Linked DNA regions of Homo sapiens: region 2 is linked to region 1. Evidence: read pairs that join two places in POLR2A ChIA-PET (ENCODE). Cell type or tissue: PC-9. All regions are shown on one strand. Each heading gives the region's core, and the rest is flanking DNA. Links, peaks and the distances in the headings are about the cores only. Region 1 has its middle 14 kb from the start of UGP2. Region 2 has its middle 26 kb from the start of MDH1.

What was found. ChIA-PET counts read pairs that join two places held together with the same protein. Peaks named below come from ENCODE experiments on the same cell type or tissue, not always from the same donor. Only the 100,000 strongest peaks of a DNase experiment are listed, where the experiment ranks them.
Region 2: POLR2A ChIA-PET joins it to region 1 with 5 read pairs; 4 of 35 experiments call an interaction of 5 or more read pairs at or near these places.

Annotation. Positions count from the first base shown.
Region 1 is chr2:63,825,664-63,830,064 of GRCh38, reverse strand. It overlaps a transcript of WDPCP not described here. Among named protein-coding and RNA genes, the nearest start is that of UGP2, 14 kb to the left of the region's middle. In PC-9, for the core only: no CTCF peak of the experiment used is centred there; a DNase peak (open chromatin) is centred at 2,125.
Region 2 is chr2:63,612,627-63,617,027 of GRCh38, reverse strand. It overlaps a transcript of WDPCP not described here. Among named protein-coding and RNA genes, the nearest start is that of MDH1, 26 kb to the right of the region's middle. RefSeq lists enhancers at 873-1,735, 1,736-2,598. In PC-9, for the core only: no CTCF peak of the experiment used is centred there; DNase peaks (open chromatin) are centred at 1,777 and 2,287; H3K4me3 peaks cover 2,270 bases; H3K27ac peaks cover 2,938 bases.

The DNA.
Region 1 (4,401 bases), core at 194-4,193:
TTTAGTAAAGGCAAAAAAATTGTATAAGCCATGGCTCAAAGACGAAATGAACTAAAATGTGTCATTATTATGAGTAATCAGTGGACATAATAAGAAAAGAAAATCCATTTGACATTGACACCTAGAACATTCTCCTTCAATAGGTGTAGATTTAATAACACGGCTTACATTTCTCTTCCCACACGTCCATTCATACCACTTGATTCTGCAGTGAATAAGATGTACAAAATTGTAATACTGAAAAAATCTTTAATTTTCAAAATAAAAGACAAAATTTAAGACAAAATGCACAAGACGATTATTCTAACAGAGCAAATAATACAAATATCAACAATGTAAAAGTACTGGTGTAACCCATGGTACTTGGGAAATGGAAGGAAGCGAAAGGATAAAATTTTTTAATCTTACACAATGGAAAAGTCAGGAGACACTTTCTAAATTAAGTACATCAAGAAATAGGTTTAAGTATTCTTTAAAGGAATAAAGTAGCAAATAGAATGTAATATAATATAATTTTAAAAATTGCAAAGAGAAGACTAAGGGAAGAAAAATGGAGAGTACTGGAACTGAGCTAAATTCTCATTGTTCATTCTCAAAATGTAGAGTCAATTTGTTAAAAAAGCAAGGAGTTGAACCAAACAGTGGCAGTGCAGTGCGTGCGTATTATTTTAAATTATGGAGTAACTATCAGAAGAGCTAAAAACAGTTTGATGTTGGCACCTTTTGGGCAGTGTTTTCAAGCTGTGGCAATGAAATCAATTTAGTAGGTTGCCACCTACATTAGGAGACAAGAAGGAAAAAGAAATATCAGGTTGCATTGCACTAGTAAAGACAGTAAAGATGAGTAAAACGTGTGAAATGTTTTTCAGCTTTCTGCATACCTGTAAAATGTATTTCCTACTTGAGTTTTGGTCAATAAAGTACTGTAGGAAGTAGAATTGGATTGTAAGACAGTTGTTTGGCTGCATTTTTATGTTTTATTTTTCTGCTCATCTATAATGTTTGAGTTTTTAAACTCGTGTATTACTTTTATCATAATAATTTTAAATGTTTCTGTTTTAATACATAAAAATACAAATTTATAAGCTTTTATAACACAAAGTGATATACATATTTTCTAACAAAAGCAAATATTAAGCAATTTTCTTGAGTAAAAAAATGATAGTCAATCTTACCATTGCTTAGCAAAATAGAAAAAGTTAAACTTAATAATTTTTAAAGATTATTTAAGGCTCACAAGAGGGAAGGCTAGGGCAGGGGCAAGAGTTTAAAACATTAGAATCCAGGCAATGGATTGAATAGGAAGAAGACAAAGCAAAAGAAATAAAAAATCTTAGGTATCATTGTCACAAAGAAAACCAATGCTAAGGATGATCTTGAATACAACCTTGATGATTGTATGTAGTAGTGTTCCATCTGACAGTGAAAATATTTGGGCCATCTGCATAGTTACACAGAAAACCTCATCTGCCTAAAAAGGAGAAAATGAAGCATAGAGGAGAGGTTATTTTTTCATTAAGTCAACAAATGTTTGAGCCTTAGGCACCGTTCTAGGTACTAAGTATATAGCAATGAGTAAAACGGTCTCTCCCCACATAGATATATATTCTTGGGGGAAGGAGAATGATGAACAAATATTTCATATAATATCAAGTAGTACTAAGTTTTATTTAAAAAGCAGGGTAAGGGATAGAAAGTTTGAAGAAGTTGGGTTCAGGGAAGCCCTCTCTGAGGAAATAGTTGGAGCAGAGGTTTGAGCCAGTTGGGAAAGCAAGCCAAAAATATATCTGGAAGAAATGCTTTCAAGCTGCAGTGCTAGGACATGCAAAAACTTTGAGTTGGGAGCATTCTGGGGAAATTCAGGAGACACAGTGGCAAGAAGAATGAAAAAAAAAAAAAGTAAATCCACACCTAAATAAAGATAAAGAAGAGATCTAAAAAACATCCAGGGAGAAAAGACAGATTTCTCAATTGTTACATAAATGGGTTAAAGATGGCCCCTGTGTATTAGCCCAATGTTTACTTCTTTGCAGCAGGCTAGGACCAGTAGATCAAAGCCTGTCAGTGCCAGACTCAAATTCTTGCATGTCTAGTTGCTTTAAATATAGCTCAAATGAGCATATTTTAGCCATTAGGTCATACCTGCTTGGCATACCCCCATGAAACTGCACCCAACATCTTCTGGCCATAGATAAGACAAACTCTGTGGCTATAAAAGACCACAAACAGCTGCTGCCCTTCAGAGCTATTGACCTAGAGATTCCTCACCTTGCTGCTTAGTGATGTTACCTAGACATGTTAAGATCCCTCTTGTTAGGAATTCCATGAAGCCTGAAAATGAAGCCAGCGTAGTGGAGAATGAAGAGACAGAGTTTTGATTACAAGGTTTGAACCGTTTAACTGAGATCCGCCTCTGCAGGCTATCCATGGACTTTTAAATTATGTAAGCCAATAATTTTTTTTATTCGTTTAGGCCATTTTAAGTTGGATTGTCTGTCTTATGCAAATGAAATGATCATGTTAGAGATGGTAGACTCAGCTCACTTTCTTAAATAAATTATTATAGAATCCATGATCAGTGAATTTCTTAAAATGTTGCTGGCTATAAAGATGGCTGTGACTAATAAGGCCAATATGCAATCAACATGTATAGGAGACCATAAAACCTGTGCACTGGTTTGATTGAACTATTTGAATCATAGTAATATTACATCTTTTGAGAATTCTAAGAAAAACAAAGAGAAAAGAAACAAGAAAAATATTGAGCATATTTTGTTTAATAAAACAAAGCTGAAGGATTGAGAAGAATACAATGACACAGGGTCAGAAGGAGGGCTTAATTTTGTTAGCCAAGTAACAGGGGTAACAGGGGATTGTATAATAGAAAATAAACTCTTGCCTCATTTTTTTGGGTTTATTGAAGGAATTTTAACAAATATGCAGTATAAGCTGCTTTTAAAATTTGCACATTTTGTTCACTAGGGAGTCTTTCTAGGATGACTTACAAGGAAGAAAGATTCAAGGAAGTCTGAAAGTCTTGAGACACAAGAGATTACATTTGCATTTTTAGAAGATTTTTCAAAAGATGGGAGACCTAAAAGTCAAATAAATACCAAATGGATTTGTGACAAAGACAATGGTCTATAGAAGTAGTTCTCAAAATTAATTTTAGCTTTGGACCATTTTTCCAAATTAAATCTTACAGAGAACTTCAAAATTAGAACTTCAAAGTTAGAAAAATGATATATTTGTTAGTACGGATTTATTTTTTAAGTTTAACTGTATAGCATTTATTTTTTAAAGAGTAGAAGAGGGATGCTATTTGGTGAACATGCAAAATATTTAAAATCAGGAGTTATGGATGACAGTTCCACTCTTATCTGCATTATCATTTAATTTATTTCTCTATTTTGGTTATGCAAGAGTAAGGTAAGTATTTCCAAATGATAACTTCAGGATACTTCTCAATTAAACTAACTTAGAAGCCTAAGAAAGAAGTAGCAGACTTTTTAAAAATTTTATTTCAAAGTTACACCACTAGTGTGTCTGTTAGTGGAATTAATTTTCATAAATATAAAAGAGAAAAAAGAACTAAAAGTTAACAAGGACTGCTTAAAATACCTATAATAGGACACAGTATTCTGGTGACAAGATGTCACCATAATGAATACTGAGAATTGTGCTAAGTCAGAAGATAAGAGCCTTTTAATATATATTGCCAAATATTACCCACTAGCGAGGCAGAGTGGCCTTTTCACAGTACTCTTGAACCCTGATTCTGAGGATATGTATTAAATTAAGCAAAGCAAAAACTCTCCTAGTAGGCAAAAAAGAAAAAATAGGATACAGTATCCTGTATCCTATTATAAGAAGTAAGACACCATACTTGTTAATGTGTTATTTTTGGTACGTAAGTGACTATTTTTCCTCAACAGAGAATTTGGCAAACTGATGCATCTGAACTTTTAATGGCATTGAATTGAGCAAGATACATGTGTATGTTGGCTTTTTGCTCATTTTTATAATTTTGTGTCAGGAAATATTTGTTGATGTGTTTTAATTTTTTTAAAAAAAGATAATGCAGGACTGTAACTTTCCATTTAATCCACATTTACAAGAAGTTTAAGTGAGCACACAAAGATGTAGATAAGGAAATCATAAGGACTGTTCACAAATATTCCAATTCTCCTCCTGGATATTTGGTAAGATTGCTCTTCCTTGTCTTCTTTGGAGTTAGTTGTAGCCATGTGCCTTGCTTTGGCCAGTGAAATGTGAGCAGCAGTAATAGGTATCATTATGGGGCAGACATTTTAAGAACAAGTGTCAGTGCACAATTCTCTGTTTCCTTTCCCCTGTCACATGATTAAAGTTCACTTTTGAGATGGAGTCTCCATCAACCTC
Region 2 (4,401 bases), core at 251-4,250, 210 kb after region 1:
AGACAAGGCAAAAGCTCCTGGTTTGCATCCATTTCTAAATTTGTTTTTCCACCTACTCCAGCTTTATTTTTACTTTTGGGGATGTTAGAGAAAGGCATTTTGTTTTTACAAACAAAAAATTCTTAAACCGTAAATATCCTTGTCATTACTTCAATTAAAAAAAAGCATTTTGTTGGATAATCTCAAAGTTTCTTCTAGCTTTAAAATCCTTCTATGGATTGTAATTTTATTTAGTCCTTTTCACATTATCACTAATATCCTTATTTGCATATACTTTTTAAAATAATGATTTTTTTCTTCTCCACGTGGGTTGCTGTGTTTAAATAATGCTACTTATTTGCATTCTAATATAGGAGGAAGGGAGGAGAGTAATATGGTCTCTTTCCACATAAGCAAAGTTGTCCACTAATCAACATTATTGGCAATACTAAAGCCACTAGAATCTTAAAATTATTTCGTTTTTGTTTTATATTTCTTATTTTATGCTATAGAGTAAAGGATATATAAAAGACTCAAAGGTGCACATTAGACTTACTTTTGCATGTTAAAAAGAAATCTAGCCTATTAGGCTAAGGTGAGGGTCTAGCATGGACTGGCTCCTACTTACCTCTCCAATTCCATTTTCAGCCCCTTTACCCTCCCTCCCTTAATTCCCCCAGTTTGTTTTAGGCCTAAACAGACCTTTTCTTTCCTAAAACAGGAGGAGTTTTTTCCAGGCTCAAGGCTTTTCCATTTATAATTCCCTTTGTGAGGTAAGGAAGGAACTCCCCCTCTCCCTTCTTATTCTTCAGATCTTGGCCTTAAATATCAATGCCTCAGAAAGATTTAGAGAACCATCCCTATCTAAGTAGATTCTCACCTCTGTAAGTTTCTTAACATTGCACTATTTCCTGCAAAGAATTTATTGTACTATATGTGTGTTATTTATAGTATGTTCCATAAAGATAGAATTCATCAATGTACCTGGAATTAGCACAATGCCATGCACAGACTAATCTCTCTGTTGAAAAAATAAATGAACAGGAGAGCATTAACTCTGAGCAACTTTATTCTGGAAATGCCCCAGCTCAAGCCTGAGAATATTATTATTACCAAGGTAACTTCCAGCTAGAATAAGTAGTGCTATGAATTTAGCTCTATGGTGAAACGAGAAAGCTTATTCTCAGGGCCACAAAGTAAGAGAAGAAGCATGAGTAGAAAATCATGCACACATAAATCATGTGCAGAACCCAGGTGTAATCCTAAGGGTTGTGGCTGACACCCCTCTTGAAATGGCCTCATTGCCTGGGGTGGCACCTGAAGTTCTTGGTCTTGTGGCCAAGGAAAGCAAGGACACAAACACACCAAGGGTGAGGTTAGAGCAGAAGTTTAATAGGCAAAAGAAACAGCTCTCTGCTGCAGAGTGGGGTCCCCAAAAGTGTTGCCATTCTGCAGGGAAATGCAAGGGTTTTTATAAATGAGTTAGTGGGGAGGGGGTATCTTATTTACCTAGGGCATGAAAAACAGGTTAGAACCAGGTGTGCCATCTGCACAGAGCACAAATCTCTGGCAGCCCCCACCCCTACCTTTTATTATGCAGACGGCTCCTTGGCCTGAGCTTCTTCGCATTGCTTATTTCTTTCCTACTGTGCATGTGCTGAAAAAGGGGAGGTAGATCCCGCACGGTGGACATGCCTGGCCCCAGGTACTCCTTTTTTGTTGGTGCGGCTGCAGGCATCTCCCCATGAGTATGTCGTAAAAAGGAAAGGAATGTGCTCACTAAGGCCCATTGTGTTTACTGGGATCCACCGTATGTATGTGAAACTTGCCAATTACCCAGGAAGCTCCACCTCTGTGTCATAGCTGCTTCCTTATCTGTGTTTGCAGCCTGATCTTCCAGGCTGCTCTTTGTTAAAAGGTAAGTGATTTCCTGGGCTGCTTTTTGTTAGAAGGGAAGTTCTGCCGAGAACTCTTTGCCCTGTCTGCCTAGCTAGTGTCTTTCTACCTCCTCTCTCACTATAACAAAAACAGGTTAACAAGAGAAAAGCCTAACAAACTTATTTTATCAAAGTTTTATGTGATACGGGAGGCTTCAGAATGAAAATCCCCAAACCTAGGGAAAATTGTCTGTTTTTATGCTTAGGTTCAATGAAGAATAGACAGTTGCGTAGAAATGTGATTGGATACAGGGTATGATCTAATGGTAATCAACTGAGGGGAGAAACCTAGCAAGGCCTGTCTGTTCAGATTCTTGAAATTCCTCTCTGGGAAGCATTTCATCCTCCAAGGTATGGGGCAGAATTCCTATGGAATGAGGTTCTTCAAGTGAAAAGGGAAAAAGAGGTCTTTCTAGGTTTTATGACTTGTTTTGGGGAACAGGAGTTTTAATTGCTATGAGTCACCTTGGGGAAGAGGAATACTAGTTTATAGGCCTGCTTTGGGGAGGAAAAAGGATGGGAGACAAGAGGATAAGAGAAGGTCAGAGAGAGACTTTGCTTCTGTGGTTCTTCCAGCCTCTTTCATTTCAAAGTACTCAGCATACCAAAGACATCATACCTTGGGCTGTTGTGTTCTGAGCCCTAACAGTGCCATCTCCCTCTAAGTATAAAATGATAGAGTTCATCTAGGCTTCATTAGGAGTAAGACTAAGTGGGTAAACATAGGAGTGGAGGGAAAGTTTGCCATTTGCCTTCTGAAGGTTTGCTGAAATGAACTGACAGTAGGGAGATTAACAGGAGAAAAAGGCATACAAATTTATTAACATGCAAGTGTGTACAGAAGCCATACAAAATATGAAACTCAAAGAAGGGTCAGATGGTTGAGGTTTAAAAATCTTCTTCATAGGGGAGAGGGAATGGGGGATGTGGGCAATTTTGAGGGGTAGTAAATGATTTTCAGGATAATTGAATGAGCCCAAAGAACAGACATTGTTCTGGAACAAAACTTCATTCTGAGCACTAGGGGAGGTGGTGGGATAGTGACGGTCAGAACTTCCCTGTGAACGGAGGTTCTTATATTATGTAAATAAAGTCTCCCAGGTAATCTCTTGGAGCTGCTCTCAGAAAAATGAATAAAAAGTCTGTCCGAGCATGGTGATGATGTTTAGTCTTTTCTCCAGTGGTTAATCTTGCCTAGTTATTTGATGAGATTCCTAGGGAGGGGGTCTTAAGACAATTGCATTTCTTTTGAAAGAAGTTTTCCTCAGTCAGACAAGGGAAATACCAGAGATAACCTCTCCCTGTGCTTGGGGTTTGGGGTAGAAATAAGAGAAGGCTAGAAACTCCTCGGTTCTTAGCCTTTCCAAGTTCCTTTAATTCAGAAGTGTTCGGCATGACAAAGCATCATACTTTGGGGTATTGTTCTCTGCACTCCAACAGTGGAAGTGGTGAATAATGTTGGTGTTTCTGCCCAGATTCCTTTTAGCACCCATGCTCCCATTCCCTTGGACTTTCCTTTGCTTCTAACAGCTAGCATCTGGGGTTCTTTTTGGAGGACTGTGCCTGTACTGCTACAGCCTGCTTTGCTGGCAGCATAGAGAGCAGGCAATGGCTGGGAATTACATTCTCCACCCCCATCCCATGATTGGGAGGTTTGGGAGTATGAAATAAAAGCCCCAGGCTCCTTGCCTAAGAACAGAAGTTTCCCTGATTTCATCAGGCTGGAGCCATCCTTGGCTAGATGCACCATTGCTTGGCTTCCTCCTTTTCCCTGCTCCTGCTCTTCTTCCTTAGAGATTTCTCCTGGGAGCACTGCCTTAGTAAATCACATGCATTTGAATCCTCAGAAACCTCATTTTAGGGTCTACTACTGGAGGACTAGTCTTAAGACAGTGGGACAAAAGTTCTTGGGATTTTCCCCCCTTAATCAATATGCACATGTTGACTACCTATGTGTAAGGCAGTCTAGAGAAGCAGAGAAGAGCATTCTAAGCAAAGAGAACAGCCAAACAAAGGCATGGAGCCATGCACGTGACTAACTGTCCAAGTACTTTAACATGGCCAGCATGGAAGGTATGGAAGGTACAGGGAATAATAGTCAAAGACGGGGCTGGAAGGTGTCACTTGAGGCCACATTATAATAGACTTTGAAGTGATGCTAAGAAGTAAAAAAAAAAAAAGAAAGAAAGAAAGGAAAAGAAAAGGAAAAAACCTATGGGGAGAAAAAAATAACATTTTTCCCCTACCTGCCTAGGTCCTAGCCTCCATCTCGGGCCCTGGAAATCTAACTGACAAAAGACAGATTAACAAAAGAAAAACAGAATTTACTAACACATGTAGTACACATACATGTGGGAGAAACTCAGTGATGAGTAACTGAAAACGATGGTTAGAATTTGAGTTTATATAGCATCTTCACAAAAAACCAGCCCATTTAGATGTGACAAGACAAAGGAAAAGGTTTTAAGCTTTCAAGGGTGGTAAA